Linked DNA regions of Mus musculus: regions 2 and 3 are each linked to region 1. The links are chromatin loops, found by intact Hi-C in ENCODE. Cell type or tissue: left cerebral cortex. All regions are shown on one strand.

Evidence for each region. Peaks named below come from ENCODE experiments on the same cell type or tissue, not always from the same donor. Only the 100,000 strongest peaks of a DNase experiment are listed, where the experiment ranks them.
Region 2: it touches region 1 in a loop (4-fold over the local background); 2 of 42 quality-filtered maps call a loop at or near these places.
Region 3: a loop joins it to region 1, with 8 times the contacts of the local background. A loop is called at or near these places in 41 of 42 quality-filtered maps.

Annotation. Positions count from the first base shown.
Region 1 is chr8:82,859,206-82,867,205 of GRCm38, reverse strand. Rnf150 (ring finger protein 150) reads right to left here and starts at 3,850. Exons shown (of 7, transcript NM_177378.4): 1 at 2,716-3,850. The coding sequence starts at 3,196. In left cerebral cortex, CTCF peaks have their summits at 3,366 and 4,004 (motif pointing left); DNase peaks (open chromatin) are centred at 3,132, 3,391, 3,715, 3,953 and 3 more places; H3K4me3 peaks cover 2,918 bases; H3K27ac peaks cover 1,728 bases.
Region 2 is chr8:83,256,212-83,264,211 of GRCm38, reverse strand. Tbc1d9 (TBC1 domain family, member 9) reads right to left here. Exons shown (of 21, transcript NM_001111304.1): 14 at 5,119-5,217; 15 at 4,840-4,908; 16 at 3,053-3,293. Among named protein-coding and RNA genes, the nearest start is that of Ucp1, 30 kb to the left of the region's middle. In left cerebral cortex, a CTCF peak has its summit at 3,610 (motif pointing left); a DNase peak (open chromatin) is centred at 3,594.
Region 3 is chr8:83,086,083-83,094,082 of GRCm38, reverse strand. Rnf150 (ring finger protein 150) reads right to left here. Exons shown (of 7, transcript NM_177378.4): 7 at 2,812-8,000. Among named protein-coding and RNA genes, the nearest start is that of Tbc1d9, 75 kb to the left of the region's middle. In left cerebral cortex, CTCF peaks have their summits at 4,497 (motif pointing right) and 6,275 (motif pointing left); DNase peaks (open chromatin) are centred at 519, 4,504, 6,267 and 7,236.

The DNA.
Region 1 (8,000 bases):
ACAGGAGAGAGAGGGATGAAGAGAAAGGGCGATAGGGAGGGGGAAGAGAGAGGGGGAACAGAAAAGGGGTGGGAAGCTGGGCAGTGGTGGCGTATGCCTTTAATCCCAGCACTCAGGAGGCAGAGGCAGGCAGATTTCTGAGTTTGAGGCCAGCCTGGTCTACAGAGTGAGTTCCAGGACAGCCAGGGCTACACAGAGAAACCCTGTCTCTAAACAAAACAAAACAAAACAAAACAAAACAAAAAAAAAGAAGAAAAAAGAAAGGAAAAAGAAAAGGGATGGGAGAGAGGGGAGAGAGAGGGAGTGGTAGAAGAGAGGGGAGAGAGAGAGAGAGAGAGAGAGAGAGAGAGAGAGAGAGAGAGAGAGAGAGAGAGAGAGAGAAAGAAGAGAGAAGGATGGAAGAAATAATTTATTTAGTTGAATTTGTTTCTGTCTGGTAATTAGGGCTCTATCACAGCAGATGATAAACACTATATGTAGGCTCCAAAATTCTAAACCCAAGCCTTCTCTCCCCCAAGCTGTTGTCTCCTCAAATCAGGGCATTGATGGAGAAGTATGGCAAATATTAGCTTTTGATTTTCCTCTAAACTCAGGGACTGGATTAAAAAGGCCACAACCATGTCCCCTGGTGCCCTGCAATCTGAGCTCACTAAATAACCATATTCCATCAACATCTAGCCTGTATATGGTTTCCTAAGTGAATTCCCAGGTCTGACTCATATTTAATGAGGAGAAAGTTGAGCCTTCAGGCCCTAGAAGAAAGTGTAGGACATTGATTGACAGTGAAACTCATATGCTCACCTTGGTCACACGAATCACAGTCCTGTAGAAGTCTCCCCCTCTGACTAATGTGGGAATGTGTCCAAGGCATAACAGGGAGATCAAAAATAACAGCAGACACAACTTTTATTTTATTTTGGCATGGAGAAATATTACATTAACTTTTAGACTATCACCAACCCTTTCCTTCTTAGTATGCCTTAAGCATCCTTTGTGTAGAAAATCAAATTATAGTTTTCTTCAAGACTGGTGAGCCATTAATTGATCCAGTGTGTCTGCTGTTCTGAAAGCGGTTTCTTAGACAGGGACAAACGATAACTATTGTGCTGTGCACAGAGAAGCTCAGCTTAAGATTCCACGCTCACACACAGAAAAACATTTATGGAACCCTTAAATTTCACTATGGAACCTTGGTGTTTACAGATCCCAGAATAACTCCTGCATGCCCTGCTTCCCACTCCCTGAATCTATATTTTCCATATTAAATGTTAATTGAAAGATGCCTTACATGACTTGGATACTCTTCCATAGTGCAAATATCCTTGGAGATCAAGTTTAAGCAGGGGCCCTATGACTCAAGGTCAGAGTGCAGGTCTCTCCCTGGGAGAGTGATTGTGCTCAAGGAAATACAGCAAATGTCTCTAACGTGCAGGGTCAGAAGTTTTCTAAGAAGGTAACGGTTTCTCCTCATGAAAACCATGCTGTTTTCTGGCTCATTTTTCATTTTGCCTCCCAACCTGTTTTCCAGAAAGTTAACAAATGCCCTTGACTACAACAGCTGGTGTTGGTTACTCTGGGCAAACTAATTGTATATTTCACGAATAGATGCTATGAACTCTTGAAAGAGAGATCTGTCTCTATAGAAAATATGTCTGCACGTACAGCCAATCTGCATGTTCCATCCCAGTTCTTTGCTTATTAGAAGCTTGGGCTTTAATTGCAACAATTGTTCTGATTGGATGACTCTGCCCAGAACGACACTCCAGTCATTTCTCCCACATCCTGCTTGCAGGAAATGCTGTGAGGGAAAAAAGGACCCACCTCTCAGGTGCCTCTGCATGAGCTTGCGCTCAAAGAAGGCAGTTTCCTATAACCAGTGGCCTGTGCTAATAAATATGAATAACATAGTCTTGTTGCTTCTGTTACTTCTCTCACGAAAACACTGTTTATAGACTGTGTTGAATTGGGGCAATCATGCTTATTTTTAGTCTGGCCCCTGTGGTCACTGACAAAGGTCTTTCTTGAGTGCATCTCGAAACCAGATGCAGGCAGAAGACAACACAGCAGTAGAAAGTAATTCTAACGTTGTGGCTATTCTTGGCTTGTTGGGCATTGCAATGTTTCACCCATGCTCCCCGTCAGTCCATCTCTCTAGATGACAACCTGGCAGAGCTTTGAATATTATTTACTTATGGTCCCAGCAAGGGGAAGGGCTCCTGAGAAGGGCTGAAACCTGACTTGGGAGAGCAGTTTGCCGATGGTCAGCTGCAGACAGGTAAGTTGACCTGCCTCTTGATACACAAACACTTGCACCAGGTATGTATATCTGATACACACAACGAAGCGCAGAGACAAGTTATTAGAACTTCCGGTTCCAAACAGGTGCTGAAACGGGTCACTAACAAGAACAATATCTCAGCCCTGTTTCCCAAATCTCACTTTCCAAATTCTCCTGGGAGAAGACACTCCACAGCTTGAACCCTCTCCCGAACCAGACTCTCCGATACTCCCCCAACATACTGAAACCTCTCATGCTTGTAACCTGTCCCCCAAGCGACGCACAACAAAACTTAATAGGTTCATACATAAGAGACTGGTCTCTGGTGCTGCACGGACTTCTCAGCCAGAGGTGCCCCGGAGGCGGTGCTAGATCTCCCTAGACGCTTCTCGGGCTCCCCTCCCCCACGTCCGCCAGGCACCCCCCGGGTTGCTCACCTGCGTGGGGCATGGTGATGGTCTCGTTTGTGTTGGAGCCCACGTTAAAGATGACCACAGCGGAGGCGTTCTGCAGGAACGCGTTCCGGATCTTATCCCTGTACGTGCAGTTGCCCTTGGGGATGAGGGCTATCCAGTGCTTGCCGTGGGCCGGCGCGGCGAACTTGGTGTTGGGGTCGCAAGCCAGGCGGTCTTGGGCCGAGCTGGCCATGACCACCTCGCCGCGCGCGTCCTGCTTGGGCGAGTGCTCCCCGTATCGCCCGCACTCGCTCTTCTCCGTGTGCAGCTCCGCGCCGCCACCGCTGCCCGCCACCGCGGCCCCGGGCTCGGGCTCCAAATAGGTGATGTTCACGAAGGCGGTGTACCATTCCTCCTTCTCCGCCACGGTGAAGTCCAGGCAGAGCAGATGCACGAAACAAAAGGAAAGCAGCCATGTTGAGAGAGCCAGACTGCGGCACGCTTGGATGAGAGACATTGTCATCTCTCTCCTCCGGGGTCCCCTCCCCGCCCCCTGCGCCCTCCCCCCGCTCCGTCCCTCCTTTCCCTGCCCCGGCCAACCCCGGGCAGCCACTCTGGTTCTCCTGTCGCTGCGACTCACTCCCTGGCCGGCGGAGCTCCGGCTGGGACGCGCAGACGCTGCGGAGACCGGATCCGGGACGAGCGGGAGAAACCCGCCCTGTCCCCTCTCAGCCGAAGCGCGGCGCTGGCATCGGGCTTCCCGGGTGATCGCGGCGCGGTCGCGGAGCGGGCGCCGCGCACTTGCGGGGGAGTCCGGCTGCCAGGCGTCCTGTTCCTTTGCCCCGTGTCGCCTTCTCTCATAGAGGTGGCGGGGTCCTCGGGTTTGGAAGGGGTGGCGGCTCTGCTTGTCGCGGCCGAGCGGGGCGGGGGTGGGGTGCTGGAGATCCTCGGTGCTGGGACTATCGGTCCCGCTGCAGACGCGGAGGTCGCTCCTGTTATGCGTGGGTTCCCATGGGCAGTAGGCGCTGCGCTTCTGGCCAGACTAGGTGGCTACGCCCGGGACACTCACTTGCCGAGGGAGGGGGAGGTACGGGGCAGATGGGATGGGGGAGAGCGTGAGGAGAGGGATACAGCGTTTTGTGTGTGTCTGTATTTGTGTGTGTGTGTGTGTGTGTGTGTGTGTGTGTGTGTGTGTGTGTGTGTGTGTGTGTGTGTGTGATGTGCGCGTGCAAGGAGGAGCTTAGTATGATGTCAAAGCTCCTGGGCTCCCCTTGCAACGCTCACTCTGTCTCTCTTCCTGGGCGTCAGCGACCTCTGCTGGGCCTCAAATTCAGGCTTCGACAGTTGCGGGCAAAAGGTAAAAAGGACCTTCAGGCCTTTGAATTGGGAACAATTAATTGAGGGAGTCTTAAATACAGCAAAGTGTAGGAACCTCTCTGGAACAGCATTTCCGTTTGCTGGAAGATGTGCAGAGAGTTCTCTGGTATTTATCCCAGCACTGATTGGTCATGAGGCCCCTCCCCCCCGCCCCCCCAGACCTGAATATTTAGGACAGTGGCTGTCAGAATTCCAGTTTTAAACCAGGACTGATCAGCATGAATTCAGGAGAATTTCACATTTATTAAGTCAGGGGTGGGGTCCTTGGTGATGCACACTCTGCTGGTCTAAGGACCAGTCTGTGGTGTGGGTAAAAGTGACTTCTTTTCCTCTGCTCTGGAAGCCAGCTCATGGCATGGCGTTAGTTTTCTTAGAAAATGGACCTCTCCTCATACTTTAAGATTGAGACATTTTGCCTCCATTCCCACTCTAATAGCCCTGCCTTAGAGGATTCACAGCGTCAGTAGGTGGTATGTGTGTGTGTGTGTGTGTGTGTGTGTGTGTGTGTGTGTGTTCGTTACCATTTTAAGCTGTGTTTTCCAGTTGTGACAGAGATTAAAAGAAACCAGTGGAGAACAGTTTCCTAGAGTCGTGTTCTAATAGCAGAATTCTTTAACAATTAGATATCTGGTTGGTTGTTACACTTCCTCATTAATGGTTTCTGTAGTTTCAGAAACCAGTAATATAAAATGTCTACTTATTTATACATACACAAATATGGTAGTGCTTAATGATTTACATTATATCTTCCACCTGGTTCTCTTTCCTGTGCCTCTCGAGAAGCACTGAGAAGCCCAGCAGTTTTTGTCACAATATACACATCCTAGGTCTGGACATCACAAAACAGAAGATGGATTCTGGATATATCCTATGTCTAAATATAATCCTCAAAGGACGAAGGACTTGAATGATTATTAGGGGACCAGTTGTTGGTAATAGGAAGGAGTTGTAGGTACAATAGATCAGACAGGTTGGTGTTTGATGTGTTCAGAAGCCATAGTGAGCTCATCAGGGGTGGAGAGAGATGAGCGATGGAAAGAATGAGATGGGATTAATGGTGGGAAGATTCTAAGTGGCCTTGCAGTTTAATCTGGGTGAGAGGAAGATTCCTGGGAGATGTCTGGACAGAAAAATGTGGTGTTATATGAGAACATCAAAGTTTTATTCTGACAGTACTGGAGGAAGGATAGAAGCAAGGAGGGCACTTAAGGAGCTGCAAAAATAATCTGGGGGGAAAGCCAAGAGAAACGCATGCTGAGGAAATGGCAGAGCATGCTAAGGAGTGACTGGCTCATGGGGGGCTCTGGAGGTGGAGTGGAGTGACTGGCTCGTGGGGGGCTCTGGAGGTGGAGTGGAGTGACTGGCTCGTGGGGGCTCTGGAGGTGGGGTAGGCACTGTTCTCTGATGCTTTGGTGAGGGTGGTAAGGAAAATACAGAAGTCAGGAAGCAACTGGTGTAGAGAATCTCTTAGATGCATCACCTGTCAATAAATAAAGGCTTATGGCCAATGAGCTGAGGCAGGAAGTGGAAAGTGGGACATTGGCAGGAAGAGAGAGGATTCTGGAAAACAGGGAGAGAATAAAGAGAGATTCCAGAGAGATGCTAAGAAAGAAGATAAGGAAGAAGCAGCCTGGGACTGAAGGAGAGGTAACTAATCATGAGGAAAACAGAATAGTGTGAATGGATTAAATAAGTTATGAGCTAGTTAGGGAGTGAGTCATGGCTTATGGCCTAGGCATTTATTAGCAAATAATTAGTCTCAGAATTGTCATTCAAGTAGCAGGGTACAGGAAAGGAAAAAAAAACCCAACAGATTCACTTATTTACAAACTAGAGTTGTCATTTTGTAAGATGACCAAGATTGCAAGGGGCACTTTGGGTTTAAGAATCAACCGCTTTAGATGTATTCGGTTTTAGGTCACCAGAGTCACCAAGATGGCAGTTTGGTGCAGCTTGCCACATTATTAGGTTATGGAAGATTAGATCAGAGCATGTGAAGAATTTTTGTTATTGTCACACTAATAAGATTGCCAAATTGTGTTTTTAAGGTTGGCTTCATGAAGCACCAAAGTAAAGGGGGCTCTTTAAGAAATTCTTAAAAATAGTAACAGTGATGAGTCCCAACAGGAGGACTCTCTACCAGTCCAAGTTTCTGGAGGACTCCTTGGTGGAGGTAGCAGATTTTCAGGAGGTTTGGGTCTGAGTCAGAAGCAAAGAGCAGCCACACTGAGGAGTGGAGGGTACTCGGTTCTCTGAGCACCAGCCAAGTGGATTTTCTGTAGACACTCTCCACCTTGGCAACCATACTGAGTCTCACCACCATTGTATCCAACATGCTCAAAGAGACTCTGACCTTAGACATTTTACAAAGTGAGTTATGTCATTTACAAATACAATTTACTATGGCTTTACGTACATACCTTAATAATTTAATAGAGGTCATATGTATAGAAGTTTCGACGTCTGGGTTTCTTTTGTCTTACTTCAAAAAAATTTATCTTGATCGATCAGTCCCACCTAACAACATTGATGATCATTCATTAGCATGTATCTTTTATTATAATAAACTCTTAGATAACTTGATCTGCCTGAAAACAAAAGAAATCTTTCAAAACATATTCAGTGAGGCTATGGAAGGGGAAAAAGCCATCCAATACCACAGAGCATTGTTGGGATACCGAAAACATAATACTTGCCTAAAGCAAAACCTTTGAAAGTCAGACCATCCTAAGTTGCCCTCTCAGGGGATGGTCACCTCTCTCTTTTATGCGGCTGTGCTCTTCTGGATGCTCAGAGGACTTTGATATGATCAAAGATTTTACTATCAGATGTAGTAATCCAAATGAATGCTGAATGTTGGTTTGTCAGATCTAAAAACATACATATCAGAATAACACAGTGAGAATAATAATTCTAGGTTTAGATAGAAAAAAAAACAGGAGTGTTCAAGTTAGATTGATTCCATTTCACACATTTAGTGATGATAATCTCAGAAGAACCAGCTGGGTTTCCTACTAGTACTTCGGGTCCAAGCATCTGCCACAGTGCCTGGCTTAGAGTAGGCGTTTGTAAGTATTAAGTGTTACATACTAACAAGGAGCTGAGGTTTCTGAGGACTGGACCATAAGACAGGTGCTATTCTAAGCTCATATATAGACTGCCTTGCTTGGTGCTTAGTTCCTCACTCCAGCTTTACAGCAGCATTAACTAAAAGAAGTAGAGTAGCTTCCCTGAGGTAAAAAGCCTGGCATACCTGGGAGAAGGACTTTCTCTCCAGAACTCGGCTGGGGCTATGGTTTTAAGGACAATGCAATTGCTCCATAGGCTCTTGTCTCTGATATTTCCCAGTTTCTTAATTTTACTCTGATTTATAACTTCACTTCCTTTGCCTCTGCCTAATTCTCTGTTCTTGTTTTCAGGCCATCAGGCCTACCTCATTTTCTCTCTTAGGGAAAATGATGGCTTTCCTAGGTGTCTTGCCACCAAGGGTGGGCTGCTTTGCTGCTCTGAGACCATGTATTCTGCAGATGGGAGTGTAAGAATGCTCACAGTCCAGCAATTTCTCTGATTCCTGATACAAGCACATTGGATACAAATGGAAGGCCCCAGAAGCATTCTTTTGAGCATAACACTATACTAATACTATCTATGTCTTCCTCCTTTGTGTTTTTATCAAATTCTCAAATTTCAGAACAGTAGACCCGCTAAAATAGCTATTTTGTTTCACTACTCTGGCTTATCAATTGACCTCTTTCTGTTACAGCCCTTGATAAACTGTTGAGGTTTCATCTGGGCTTCTTTGCTCTTACCGGAAACTTTCCAAACAACTTCACATCACAGATATGTTTTGAGAGACTCGATACAGAAAGTCAGCTTGGGACAATTCATTTGGGACTTGAGCCAAAACCAACAGAAATGTCTTCACCACAATATATCCTTTTCCTTTTTTC
Region 2 (8,000 bases), 400 kb before region 1:
TACTAAAGTCTCTAACTGAAGATGAGCCAGTTCAGGAAGAGGGAAGAGAGGCCTTGGAATCCTGGTGGAAAGGGACGATATGATTATCCCCGTGGGTTCTTATCTATAGCCTGCATCTATGCTAACATTGAACCAATGCCTCTTGGGACTGTTCTAGAAGAAATGTCTTCTGCATGGGGAAAAAAGGGGAAGCTTTTGGCTGGATAATCTCATTTACACCCTGGGTCTGACCGATGTGAACCACATGCAGCTCTCTCAGCTGGCTCTGACAGCAGGTACTTATTGCTGCCTAAGAAGTGGAGTCTCAGCAAGCTGCTGAGCTTCTGTCCCTTCTGTGTGATGGTTTGAATATGCTTCACTCAGGAAGTGGCACTATTAGGAGGTGTGGCCTTGTTGGAGGAAGTATGTCACTGTAGGGGTGGGCAATGAGACCCTCCTCCTAACCACATGGAAGCCAGTCTTCTAGCAGCCTTCAGGTGAAGATGTAGAACTCTCAGCATCTCCTGAACTATGTCTGCCTGGACCCTGCCATGTTCCTGCCTTGATGATAATGGACTGAACCTCTGAACCTGCAAGCCAGCCCCAATTAAATGCTGTCCTTATAGGAGTTGCCTTGGTCATGGTGTCTGTTCACAGCAGTAAAACCCTAAGCAGGCCATCAGTGGGTAGGCAGATAACCTGTGACCTGAAATGTTGCTGTCACCTCATAAGGCCTGCTCTGAATGTTAACTTCCAGTATGATGGTGCCATTGGCTTTTGAGTAGGTCAGGACAGTGCTGCCATGGAAATTGGAGTCCTTACTGAAGGAACTCACGGGTGGCTGCTTGCTCTTCCACCATGCATCAGTACATGGAGAGAACTGTTCACCACAGAAATGGAATGTGATGTTCTCTTGATCTTGGGCCAGTCATGCTCTAGAACTATGGGAAATTTATTTCTTTTGTGTAAAAATTATTCGGACTAAAAAGCATTTTGTTAGAATAGCTAAAATGGACTGAGACCAGTGATAATTTTTCTCACTCAGTGTGACAGTTACAGCACAAACTATGCCTACGGGCTGTCAGAATTCAAACCTGAAGTTTGTAACTTGTGCCTTAGGGCAAATAAATACATACATAGAAACCACTGCATTAGAGCCTGACATGAAAAATACTGTACAATTGTTCAGTGCCATCATTAGTCCGAAGGGCTGTTTGCATTGTGTATGCATACTTCAAACTCCTCCAGACAAGCCTACCCTAAGTATGTGCACAAGGCTTCACATAACTGTGAGGACAGAATTAACCTAAGAAGACTTTTTCCAAGCAACACACTTCCGGCTTCCTCTGACCTTCTAGACATTTTACCTATAGAGAAAGAGTGCTGTCTGGAGCCATCACTGACTCTAAACCTAGTCTTGCATCATTGCCTGGATATATCACTTCAAGCATAGGATGCAAGCACAACTGGCTACTACTGATGACTGCCAGTGTAATCAGACCTAGAATCACCTAGGCAGATTCTAGACTACGTTCACTGTGGTGGGAAGGCACATCCTAGATATGAGCGCTACCATAACATGGCTTGGGGTCCCAGACTGAACGGAGCTGAGCCTGAGAGCTCCAGCACTGATGTCCCTGCTCTTGACTGCATCCAGTGACCAGGCAGACACTTCATATGCACGCTGCTGATGCTTCCCCGCTGAAATGGACTGTGCCCTCAAACTGTGAGCCAAAAGAAACACTTCCAGCTTAAGCTGCTTAAGTTGTAGGTCATCTTGTTACAGGGATGAGAAAAGGGATGGATGCACAAGATAACAGACAGGCACAATTCCCTCAGAAAAATTCATCCTGACGTCCAGGCACAAGGCTTGCTACACTTCTGACTTCACATCGAGTGGGCCAAGCTCTCTTACCACGCAACAGTTTCTCCATCCCATTATAAATGGAATAAAGGTCCAATCACAGCAGAGAAGTGAGCAAAGCTGGTAGATAGCCAGCATCCTGTACCCTGCTGGTCAGGTGTCTGGTGTGCATGTGTGCGCATATGTGTGCGTGTCCTAGCCAGACGCAGTCCTTGTGAGAGTGTGCACATATCCCACTTATAGACAGTCCTTTAGCCAGGAAACAGACAGCAAAGACTTCCATTTATGCTATGGTTTTCCAGTCTTTAATTAAAATAGATTTGATGTTACTTAGAAATATTATGAAACCATATATTACAAAGGCTTACCTATATGTGATTATTCTATATAGGGTATCTCTTAATTTTTATATTGTTTTGTAAAACAATCCAATCCACCATCTAGCTATTCCTTTTTCCCTGGGAAACCTGTCAGGGTTGACAGGATATGTTAGCATTTTACTGCCATATGCATTCTCTATTCATGTATTTTTTTTAAAAAGCCTACATATTAGTTATTTATGTCTATGGTGTGTGTGTGCATGTGTGTGTGTGTGTGTGTGTGTGTGTGTGTGTGTGTGTGTGTGTGTGTGTGTGTGTATTTGCCACAGTCCTGTGTGAAGGAGGTCAGAGAACACTCTGTGAGAGTTGGCCCTCCCTCTCCACCAGGAAGGTACGGGAACTCAGATCAGACTTGGAAGCAGGCACCTTCACCAGATGAATCTTCTTACAAGCGCCCTGATAACATGTTCTGAACTCATATCAACATCTGTCTCATGGTCGGGCGTGGTGGCGCACGCCTTTAATCCCAGCACTCGGGAGACAGAGGCAGGTGGATTTCTGAGTTCGAGGCCAGCCTGGTCTACAAAGTGAGTTCCAGGACAGCCAGGGCTACACAGAGAAACCCTATCTCAAAACAAACAAACAAACAAACTAACTAACTAAACAACCCACAAAAAAAAACCCCATCTGTCTCATGTGTCAAGTGGGCTGTAGATTACCCATTAATACAGCTATTAACCAGACACAATCTTACAACTAGCATGCAAACCTTGTATGCATTCTTCCTTCCTCTAGACTCAGTGTGGGGACCCTGAGTGCTATCGAGGGGAACCCCAGGTGACACCCCCATTGTCCCCACCCAGCTCATACAAGAATATCGCATCCTTACTCAGCCCAGAGACGAACTCTCGGAAGTTAATCAAGGAGTCTCCATTCTCATCTAACAGCTGGAACAGGCGGGAGGCCAGCACATCGGAGTGTGTGCCACACGCCCAGGGAAAGAGCAGCACGAACATGCCCTTGAACTGCTCAAAGTCGATGCGGTACTGCTCCAGGTAAGGCAGGCTGGGGTCGTGTCGGTCCAGGGCATTGCTGCTCCCACCCCAGTAGCAGCTGGTCAGATGCTCAGCCTGAAAAATGTTGCAAAGTGGTTACTGTCACTCATACAGCCCCAGACCACTGCTGTTACCCTAGGCACAGTGTCCAATCTGCCTGTGTGTGGGCCTCCTACTATACACAGGAGCACCTAGCTTGTGAAACTGTAAGTCTAGAAGATACCATGGTGAGAACGAAGAGCTAGGCTCAGCAGTGGTTTCCTGATGCGGTGGATAGAAATCAGTGTTTCATCAGAAGAGTGCAGGAGCTTGACTTGTGTATCGAGTCAATACACATCTGGCCTCCCTACCAGGGGAGAGAGGAAAAATGACACTGGCGCCCTCTAGTGGTGAAGATGTAGGAGGGCGCATTAGGGAGACCCTTCAGGTCTATGCTCAGTTCCTGTAAGAGCTGTCTACAGGATGTCCATGCTTTCTTCTATGTTTGTTCCTAGATCATCTTTTCACCTGCTCAAAAGAACCACACTGAGATCTGCTGGTGGCTTTTGTTTCTGAGTCATGGTGTCACTCAATCCAGGCTGGCATCACCCTTGAACTGATGTTCCTGCCTCCAACTCCCAAGTACTGTGTTAACTGCCACACTCCAACCCGTGACATTGACCAGAGAAGACAAAAAACTTCTGTAGAAGAATCACATTTAAAACTTATTAGGTTATATTTTTCTTATTAAGGATCCTTATTGATCCTTATTAAGGATCAATACCAATAGTGGCTCAACGAACAAATGGAAACCACAGGAATTTAAGCTCATGATGCCCTTCGCTAGGCGTGTAGACAGTTTTTGTTAGGGTTTGGCTATGAGCCATCCCCACAACAATGCTATATGCTGTTAACTTGGTCCCTGAAGGATGGATCCCATCACTGAGATGTGACTGAGTCACAATTGCCTGGTCTTCCTTCATGAGTGGATTAATCATTTGCTGGCTTTATCGGGGCATGACGGAAACTTCTGGATGTGGAGCCTGGTTGGAGGAAGTGGGTCATATTCTAGAGGACTCTCTCTTGTCTTGGACCTCTCTTAGTGTTTTTCTGTTCCTTGGCTGCCATGCTGTGAAGATTTTCTCCTCCTTTTCCGTGATGTTCTGCATCACCACAGCACTAACAGAACTGGCCACCACCGCCAGGGGACTTGGGAAACAGTGAACTCTAACCACGTCTCCTACATACCATGCTGCTGCTTCTAGCTATACATTTTTTAAAGGGTGATTAGGAGCTTAGTAGGTATAGAAATTTCAGGCAGAATTTGAACTTTGATCACCACTGGTCTATGGAGTTTTAGAACTCAAGATCCCATGTCCTAAGGTCCAAGAAAACTAACTGTACCAGATGGTGAGGAAGAGAGCTAAAATGTCCACTTAAATTAATGCTGAGAGCCAATTTACTCTTCCTACTTAGCAGGACAGCTTTGTTCTCCCGGCTCTGTCTTCCTTCTCATGTATATTGGCGACCCAGGGAAGCCCCAAATCACCGAACAGAAAGATCAAGGACTCACTGAGCGATTACGGCTTCTTTTCATCATATTAAGTTCTTTTCATCCCTCTGAATTTACTTTGAAACTCACCTTGAAAAGAGCGTACAGTTCTTCCAGCTCATCGATGGTGAAGGACGTCTCCGTCACAATGGTCCGTACCTGTAAGGGAGCGCGCAGACTCAAAACATGGCACACCAAGAAAGCCTCTAGGTTCTTTCTCAAATTCTGCCAAGCTGGAGCGGGGGTTGGGGGGGTGGGGGGGGCGGCAGCAGGAGGGTGAGCTGGGAGGGGCAAAGTGAGGTATTCCCCGCCCCTGCCCCGCCCCCGTCCCACCGCCCATCCCTCCCCGCTGCCCTTCACGGGGCTTACCACATTGCGTTTGGTGGTGTCCTCCAGGGTCTGGATCACTTTCAGCCTCTGCTTGAATCGCATCTGCTCAATCAAATCGGCCCGGATAGTTCCAAATTTCTAGAAAGGAGGAATTTTGGTGTTTCTGAAAAAAATGTGCTCAAGCACGCAGGGTCACATGCACAGACTGGTGGAAACACCTGCGGTACAGGACGAACGACTCTGTGACAGTGATGAGAAAGCCATTTAGGGACTGTAAATCAATAATGTAGAGATTGTCCTATACCCAGTGACAGAACTAAATTTCAAAGTCACACGTGTCTTCTTCGAGTGAAAGCCCCTCAAGAAGAAAGCTTGGATCTGAGGCTTGTGGTTAATCACTTACGGGCATGGGGAGCTCTAAGGCTCAGAGAGGAGGAGGTAGGGAGGAACACTTGCCGATCTCCATGCTCCTTTATCCACACGGGCATTGTGTGAGCTGGCTATCTCTCCAAACTCTAACACCTAGCACTGCCTGATGTCTTCCTAACTCAGACAAGAAACCAAATCTTAATATTTATTTCTCCTAAACAGCCCAATTCAGGAGTTGGTAGGAATTGCCACTCCCTAATGACGAGAAGATTCACTCCCACTAAGTCTGCCAAGTTATCGTTTCCTTCTAGCTAAGTCAGTTAAGTCAGTTAGGAGAGAAAAGTTCCCAGGGTGGGGACATCTTCTGATCTGAACAGCAGCTCAGGGAGAGACTGCTCTACAGTGACCACCAGCAAAGGGCTTGCCAGTCAGGGTTGGGGACCCGAGTTCTAATCCCCAGAAGCCATACCAAATCCCTGCCACCCAAAAACCAATAATACCATTACTGGGAAGATGGGAGACTGGGATTTATGGGGCTTTCTGGAATGGCAGCCAAATTGTGCGGCTCTGTGTTTAGTAAAGAAGAACCTGTCTCACAAAAGGCAGGGAACAATTGATGAAAAAAGCCATTGTACAGAAGGCACAACATTTGTGCTTTCTAATGTATTGTTTAAGACCCAAAGTTTAGGAAATAAGAGGCCATAGAGTAAACAGGTACTGAACCTCAGGACCCAACAAACTGCCAGCTCTAAGGGGCCCTTAGAGTTGTCTTAGGGTCCTTCTGCCCCAGGAGCTCCTGACTCCTAGTCTGGAATGCAGCAGCAGTTTGGGCTGATTTGAGAGTATCAGGACTAGAAAGCATCTTCCTTCATCCAGGTGGGGCAGCCATGCAGGAACCCTATGACTGTGGGCTACTCCGCCCTAGTGGTCTGCATGTGTATGGATGGCCTTTGTCCACGCCTGTGACCACGATGACACCCATCAGAGAAGGCTTACGGGAGGAGTGGTTAATTTTGGCCTATGGTTTCAGAGGATGCGTTATGGGGTAAGGACACAGTGGAATATGGCAGCTCACATCATGGTGATCAGAGGACAGGAAAGGGTGGAAATTGAGGGCAGGGACAGAGCTCCCTGGGAGATGCCCCACTGATCTATTTCCTCCTATGAGGCTCTGCCTCTTACCCCCTACCACCCCCAGTCACTCCATCACACTGTAAAACCATCCATTCATTAGCCCCAAGCCCTCATGGGCCACCTGTCTCTGGAATGCCCTCAGGCACATCCACCCGTGCCCTTTTACTAATATTGTAGGTGTTTCTGATGACAGGCTTTGGGCTCCGCCCAGCCAATCTAGCTACTGAGCAAGTTCCAGGTCAGGGGGAGAGCCTGTCTCAAAAACAAAGGCAGCTGGCTCCTGAGGAAGGACATGAGATTGCTCTACAGTTCCCACATACACAAACACACATGTACTCGAAAGACACCCCCAACCCCACAGTAGCCATGAGGGGGGACAAATGTAGCAGCACAGGACTTCTAAGGCCTCAAGAGGCTGACATATAGGATTGACTTCACTTCCGTACAAGGAAAGGCAGCGCAAAAGCTCCTCCATTTTGAATTCTTGCTAAGGCCACTGTAGGCTTGACCAGAGCTATGACCCCTTGATGGAGAATCCCGTGGAAAATTACCCAGCTCTATTCAAGATCCTAAGATCAAGATGCCCCAGGTAACTTTTCTAGCTTGTCTTAGCCTGTTTTGTACAGACCCCCCTGCAGCTAGCTGCTTATCTTAGCTGCTTCTGCTGAAACTGCCAAAAATCAGGATGTGGTTTTTGCCTTTAAAATCCCAACGTTCTGGACACTTGGGGTCACATCTGGCTCCCTGAATACCTGGGTGTGGTTCCTGATGGCTGGAGTAAAGATTTTTAATTGGCTATGAACTGCGCAGTGATCTATAGTGGGAAAACTGGAACACTTCAAGGACAGGCCAAGATATAAAACAAGACTTTTTCTCAGTAAAACGAAAAATAAATTAAAAATAAATAAATAATTGTTATATCCGCAACTGTCTACTCCAGGTGTTCTCATTGCTTAGTGTAAGAACAGGCAATGAATTATTTGTGACGATTTCCTGGGACTGCGCCTCTGTTCACCAAGTGCTGAATCTGACACGCTTCTAGATCAGGTGTCAGAAGGCCAGAGCTTGTTACACCATTTACAACACAAGTTAAGGCTCATGAGAAATCCCAATATACACTCAGCAGCCTTCTCTGAGACCAAAGCTTTTATCTTCAGGTAGTCACCTGCCTCAGACAACCAATGTAAAGAGGGGACAGGATTTCTGTCCGTCTCCAAACTCCTGTTGAAACTGAATGCCCAGGTGTTGCAGGGTTGATGGGAAAGGCCTTATCTACAGGTCTTAGAAGGACTGCCTCCTGTGGACAAGATGCTATGCATCTTTCTGATGAGAAAGCTGGGGCTCTCATCTGTAAAGGTCCTGGCCAGCCTTAGGGTTCCAACCTGTGGGTCATGACCTTTGTAGGGGTCGAATGACCC
Region 3 (8,000 bases), 230 kb before region 1:
TCTCCCTTTCTCCAGCCCCATCCCTACTCAGTCTCACCCTCATCCCTACCCTATCCCACCGTCTCTCCAGTCCTTCACTGCCAGACTTTCCCCAGTCCTGTCCATCCCTACCCCTCCCAATCTTCACCCTGACTCTCCTCCACCCTAGTGATCTTCTCCCCCCTGCCCACTCAGTCCCTTCTTCCACCTCATCCTCCACAATCCCCCCTTCACGGAAGCCTCTCCCACACCCTATTTCTCTCTAGCCAATCCTCTTGTATTATTGGAATAAGGCAAAACAACCAACCAACCAACCAACCAAAAACAATAACAACAACATAAAACAAAACAAAACCCAATACTAGTGTTGCAAACCGAATACTAATGTTGCTTTCAAATACATTGAGACTTAGAAACTAACTAAATTCATTTTTGTGTCTTTTTTAGAACAACAGTCCCAGACCTGGCTGGCTTACATGAGACTGTGGAGTCTTTCCTTCTCCAGAGGATGACTGTGTGTCATTTCAAATAGAAAGCACCAGGGCTCCACTTCCTCAGGGAAACCAGGCCGCACACCACAGCCACGTTGCTGTCCACTGTTCCCTGACACATGGGTATTCTGTGCTTTCCCAAGGACACTCATAGCTTGTCCTAGTAATACCCCTTGACCTGCCTGTTCAACTAGAAGCAGAGAATTCAATATTTCTCTTGCTGTCCATGGCTCACAGTTGGAAGGGAACTGTATATCACGGTAAGAAAGGTGTGGCAGTGGGACCTGCAGCCAGGATCTCTCACATCTCCTTGGTTCAGCAAGCAGAGAGCAGGAGTGCTGGGCTTCGACTTGTTTTCCCCTCTTTCCTTTGGTTCAGTCAGGATCTCAGCCCATGGGGTGGTGCCAGTCCCCTGCAAGGTGTCCCCAGGTTCTGGTCAAACTTCTCTGGAAACAATCTCACAGACACATCCCAAAGTGTGCCTCGTGAATGCTTTTGGTGTCTCCTAATGAAGTCAAGTTGACAATCCCAATCACAGGTAGGAGGAACAAGTGGTCCGTGGAACATGCAAGACACATGTGTGAAACGCTGTCTGGCTGGGAGTTTCAGTTTGAATGCTGGTACATGTACACAGGTGGCCCTGCCCAGGGCAGGGCTGAAAAACACCACCCCTCCCCCCGAGAAAATATTCTACCAACGTTCAGCCTCAGGAAAAGCAGATACATAAAGTAGTTAGTTAGCTTATGATTTTCTGGCAGTCTTTTGAAAACCTTTGTCAACTAATATGGACTGTGTGGTACCATATTCCCACCCTGTTGATTTTGGGACTCTGTACTGTAATTTTGAGCATACGCCAGCGTGTGGCCCATAGGAGGCCCTGGTCCATTGGGAAGATGTGAAGGCTGGAGTTGAGATGAATGGTGCCTACATTCTGGGCATAATAGCTTCATGTCTTTATATGCCAGAGCAACATCTGATGGTAAAAATGGCCTGATGGAGGCTTAAAGTTCAAGGTGCTTTCCAGTATGACACAGGCATCCTTCTTAATGATCCCTTCGATTATTTAGCTGCGTACAGGGTAAGTATGGACTGTCCGTGCGGATGCTAAGCTGGGAAAACACTGTTGGCTACCCAGTTGCTCTCAGAGGCCACAGCCCAGTGTTTTGAGTTTTGACAGAGCCATCTCTGGGTTCTACACCTCCTGGTATCTTAGGGTATCAGGCTGACCTGCTTTTAAAAGGCATCGAGGATGGGCAGGTGGCGGGTCTGCATCACACTGGGCCTCTGCTGACTTCTTCTTAGGGGTGGTAGTCACCTTCCTTGACTTCCTTACCCACCTCCTTTACATTTCCTTTGCAAACCCCTAGCTAATCCCTAGGCTCTGCTGTTTAAAATCATTTAGGAATGGAGGACTGTGAAAAGGATTCAGTTCTTAAAGTAAGTGTCCTCTGAGTACAAGAAAAAAATGTCGGATGTGGTAACCCAATATTATAATCCTAGCCCCAGGGAGGTGGAAACTTGTGGATTCCTCAGGACTCAAAGGCCAGCCTTCTTTCTGTACCTGGCTACTTTTGAACCAGTGAGAAATCCTATTAAAAAAAAAAAAAACACCTGTGGTTGACCTCTGGTCTACAGGTATGGTGCGTCCCCCCCCCCCCCCCCCCGTATAAATAGGTAATAAGCAGATGTTAGTATTGTGGCTATCACAGACTACCTGAAACCCCCCCCACCCAAAGTGCAGCCATGATTAAAAATACAAACCTGTGGGGGATGGAGATGGAACTTTGAACAGTGCCCAGCTCCCCACCCTCTTCAACAGCATCATCACCGTACTTGCCTGCCATTCTTGTGCAAAATGCTAAATTTTCTAAATTTTTATTGCATTCATTTATCTTTTATTTAGTGCATACATATGCCTGTGCATCTCTCTCTCTCTCTCTCTCTCTCTCTCTGTTCTTACACTACAGTATATTTGTAGGTGGTACCTGCTTGTGTGTGTGTCACGGTGTGTTTGCAGGCAAGAGAAGAACTTGCTGAATTTGGTTCCTTCCCTACTTGGCTTCCGGCTTCAGTTTGAACTTGTGTCACCAGGCCTGACAGCAAATGCCTTTCATTTCTGGGCCATCTCAGCAGCCCAGTGTTAACCTTTTTAATCAATTCACTTAGAGGTTCAGAGCCCTAAGGAGGTCTGGCTTCTGCCACACGACCTAATTGAGGGAAATGACTCAGTTGCAATCCTGTTTTGGACTTTTACCATCATATGATTTAACAGTAAATATTGATGTTTTGATACCCACAGGGCCACCTTGGGAACTCGAGGAGAGGTGACAGAGTTAGGGGATCTAGATGGCACAACACAAAATCTGTTTCCATTTTATTAAAAAACAAAACAAAACAAAACAAAACTTTCCTGAAAGTCACAATCCTGTGTTGAAATCTTTATAGTTTGCTATATCTTTTGACCCATAGGTCAGAACACAGTTGCATTTATTTACATTAGAATCTTTAATATAATGAAAATAGTCACGTCTGATTGAATGTCTCCAGCTCTCATCCTTAACCATTTCATCACGCGCCCAGGACCACATAAACTGTGGATGTTCTCCAAGCACACCAAGAAGACAACAAAGCAAAATAAAGTCTGTATTTCCTAACAGAAGATGGGTTCCTTTAAAGTCATAGGGTTTTTTTTTTCCTTCCAATTTCCTTTGTATTTAAAGAGATATAAAGTGCTTTAAAAGAGTCGGGTAGGCATCTGGGGCTGGGAGGAAGGAAAGAGACCTATACAGAAGCAAACCAACAAACGGCAAACAGAACATAGCTATGCTGCCCTGCTGAGGCTTGTAAATACTCAGGGGACTCCGAGGGGAAGTGATGTCTTCACAGCGTGGCTGTAGAACGCACTACCACCATATTTCAGCACAAGAAAAGTGAACCAAACTTCAAGTCCAAAATTCCCTCAGACAAAAACCAGCCAGAGCCAGTTCTTGTGATTGGTGGGTCAGCAGGCAGTGAGGTCAGGGTTGCCTTCACTGTCCTATCTCAGATTACAGGTGAGATGGGCCTATCTTTCACTCCACCCTCAGACCAGCCAAAATGACATCATAGGCAAGCTCAAGGGAATACTGACTGTGGCATCACCCTTTGACAACAGAAGCTAATAATTCCCACTAGGGTGGAGAAAGAAAGGCCTGGGTTTTCTCTTTGCTCATGGGGTTGGTGATGCTGGAGGCCGACTTATAACATCATGTCTGATTATTCCAGACTTACAGATCCATTATCTTTGTAGTTTTTTTTTTAATCACAGATAATGTGTCACACAAAGAGAGTTTTAAAAAAATGCTGCTCTACTTCCTGCTTTTAAACAGACACTTGCTGGTTATGGTCTGCAGGTTACAGAAGTGCATGCCACGGAAGGCGACACATGCATTCCGGATATTCTGCAAATGAGAAAATTCTTCCTTCCACCTAAGGAGAGTTTTAAAGAACCCCCACCCTGGAATGGATGGAATGTAACTTCACAAATACAAAATTTATCTCAAGTTTTCTAAACATAACGGACATCCCACTATAAAAATAACACTCCCTCCCCACCCTCTTCCACCTCTAAATTTCTTCCTAATTATAAAATGGTACAATCATTTCCTATTAGTAAGCTGAAGGCAGGAACTAAACTGATTCTGCACACATACAAAACGCTTTATTTCACACCATTTACATTCACACGGAAGAAGAAGTCCTCTTATTGATCTTCCTTCTCGATTTCGTGGGAGGAAGCGGAGCTGAGCCAAAGCCACACAGAGCAATGCTGACAACACACATCCCAGACAGCAACAGAACACAGCAACGTTTTAAAACAGGCCTGCTTTGAGGTCTCCTACAGCTCTCTAGAGTTCAAGACATTCTCTCTTCATTTGATAACTGCTGGCCAAATTCTCCACTATTGAAGGAATGGTACCGATGAAAATGCAAGACACATTTGTTGACTTGGAAACCCACTGCAAATTAATTTGCTGAAAGTATCAGACCAGCAGAGGGCGCTCTGACCCTTGCAATAAAATTCTACAGACAGGTTCGGAAGACAGCAACACAAATTTGGATTGCTAAGCCCATGCACTGGCCTTCAACTGCTCTGTCCCTAATAGGCGACAATTTGGTATTTACTTCAAAGAGCAGGATACACTACAATGGGCTAGCTCTTACATGAAGAAATCTTTGGCTATTTAAAATCTTCACATTCTCAAAGAAAACTATTCTGAGTTCAATATGAGTGCTAGATTTGTCTGAAGTTTTGAAGTAAAGAGGGTTAAACACGAAAGTTTAAAGATGGCATGTGTGTCACTAAGGCCACAGTCCATTGTTTTAGATTTGTGGATTTATCGAGGCCAACCAGCAGCCTGAAAAAATTGAAATGCCCAAGGGATCCACCTTGACTTTTGTTTGTGAGAACATCAGGAGACAATTCAGCTAGTTCACAGAAGAACATGTGTCCATTTGGATGTTGATCAGTCTTTGGTTTATTTAGCACACACGGTCCTCACATTTTCTCCAAGGTCACTGCTGGCCAAAGAACCGCACACCAGAGAATTTCTACCCAGCAATGACTTTGGGTCACTCAACTGTCTCTCCTTTCTCTGTAGATTTTCCTGTCTGCCTCTTTAGAGGTCTTACAAGAAGCACACTCCCACATCCTCCTCCTTCCCCCCTCCTCCTCTTCCTCTTCTTCCTCCTCCTCCTCTTCCTCTTCTTCCTCTTCCCCCTCATCAATGAACACATATCAAGTGGCTAAAGAGCAAACAGCTCTGCAGTGAGGGTGAGCATCTGTAATGCCACCAGTTTAGAGGATCTGGGCACTGAGGTTCAAGAAAAAGCCATTTGATTATGAAGGACATAGGACAGGGAGAGAGTGAGTGAGTGAGACAGGCTCTTACAGAACAAGGAACTGATTAAATTAATTAAAGTCCACATCTGGGATCTACATTCACTTCATTAGTTATGGGATGATAACACCATGCCACCACGAAGCTCACAGTGGAATAAAATAGTTCCCTATCTACAAGATTTTAACTAGCACTGTCTGACCCTCCTGAGAAAGGCCTGCTGTTGGGAGCCAAGTATCCCAATCTTCTTCACAATCAAGACGTTTTAACTCATGACTATTGACTCCCTTCAACACCTGCTCTCCCTGGGACTCATTGGTAAGTTCCGAGCCCAGGGGAGGGGCAGTTTTCCACATAGACTTTCTCCTTAGCTCACCCTGCTTTGATCTGGGATCTTGCCTGCTGTGGATGTCCTTCAGGGTACTGGTCGTTTCCCTTGTGAAATTCAGCCATCACCCCTGCTCCTCCGTCCTCTCCCAAAATGGACAGAAATACTGCTCAGGAAATCAGGCAGCCCAGTCTTTGAAGGGCAGTGCCTCTGCTCCTCTTTGCCGTACGTTCTTTCCAAGAAGCATGGCTTGCTAAATGTTAAGGACCCTGGGAAGATGGCAGAAACAGGTCACGCAAATCCTGCTCTTGTGCGAATGTGGCCTATTAGGAGGGGACCAAGGAACAGGGTTTAAGGAAATGGGGTGTAAGATAGGGAAAGTGTGTGTGTGTGTGTGTGTGTGTGTGTGTGTGTGTGTGTGTGTGTGTGTGCAAGGAAGGGAAGGGAAATTAAGAATGCTATGGGGGCTGGTGAAATGGCTCAGTGGTTAAGAGCACTGACTGCTCTTCTAGAGGTCCTGAGTTCAATTCCTAGTAACTACCTGGGGACTCACAACCATCTGTATCTGGGATCTGATGCCCTCTTCTGGCTTGCAGGTGTACATGCAGATAGAGCAACTCATACATTTAATTTTTTTTTTTTTCTTCTACAGGACATCATCTCCCTGGCCTCAGTACCTCAGCACTGCAGAGACTGGACCTTCTCTTTGTAGATTGCATGATGATCTTTCCTAAAATTTTTGAAAGTTTTTATTTGGTAATTTTCATGGTGTTCAGCCAAGGATATGCATTCAGTGGACAACTAAATGCCATTAAATGCTTATGCAATCTACTTCAGCACCAACTAAGCTTACACCAAGAATCTTAGGCAGACTGATGTTCTCTTTTGGTTCTGGAAGTGTTGTAGTCCCAGGAATGTCTGGGCTGTAAAGAAAATGGCCACTGGGCACAGCCATTCTTAACAGGCTAGACCCTTGAATACCCACAGATGAAAATGTTAAAGCAACAACAACAACAACAACAACAACAACAACAACAACAACAAATCTCTGGAGAGAGACTTGCTTCCATGGCCAGGATGTCACACACAATGTTGAAATAGCTAGGTGCCTCTGGTACTCCTCCCCACCTCTGCCCCTGCCTCCACCCAGTATTTGTCTCTGTAGCTGTCCCAGAACTTGCTTCATAGACCGGGCTGACCTCAAACTCACTGAGATCCACCTGCCTGAGTGCTGGGTTCAAAGGTGTGAGCCACCACTGCCTGATTGCCTCTGATACCTTATCATCTCCTGTCTCCATACTATATCCATCCCTTGGGTGTGTGACCAGAACTGACCTTGAAGGCCCTGCCAGACCCAAGGCTGTTCTTAGGAGGCAGCAGCCCTTTAGAAGGATTAACCACGCAGGAGGAAGCCATTCTGAAAGTGACTCTGAGGGAGTTCAGGGCTCTTTTCCTCTCTCAACCTTGGACAAAGCTGAAGAGAAAGCTGCTCGCCATTCACCACATAGAGGCTGGATGGCCACAAGCTCAGAGATCCTTTCTCGGCAATGCCACACAGACCGGGTATGTGGCTCGGCCTGCGGTTTCCTGCGCCTTTCCTGTCTCTGAGTTCTACTGCTTTAGAACGGGGCAGCCACAGGGATGAAGAACTATGGGTTGAGGTAAATTCTCTTTGGCTAAGTGTCACATTAAGAGTCTTGGGATTAGTCATAGAAGTGAGGGGTGTAAGTCTCTCACATGAGTCTCAGGGTTTGTCATAAAAGTGAGGGTGTAATTTTATTTCAGCACCAAATCAGCATGGTTGGTTGTCTTGTTGTTTTTTAACAAACAGCTCGTCAGAGAAGCAACAGTTGCTGAGGACAGTGGACACTGTGTTTAGAAAGTTGATAAAGGCTATTTGAACCGCTATTACTTATGGAATAAGAACATCCCTGGCTGTCTCCTTAGGTAACTTGGCTAAAGTCTGTTTTTCTTTTGGGGAAAACCTGAGGTAATCTTATCCTTTTTCTCCTGTCACAGTCAGGAGAGCACTTGTAAGGATTCTGGAACATTTCTTGGGCTGTGCTGCCCGGCTGGTGGCCACTAGGCACATGTGGCTACGGAAAGCTTGAACTGTGGCTAGTAATAATGATGATGTGCTGGGCGTGTAAAAGACAGCAGATTTAGAATAGGTAACAAAGAATAGAGGAAAATGTTTTCCTGACACCCTACATCATTTGCACATCAAAACAATAATAATATTAGATTAAACTGCTATTAAATAATTTCCACCTGTTTCCTTTTTGCTTCTTAAAATGTGGCTATCGGGAGTTAGAAAAAAAA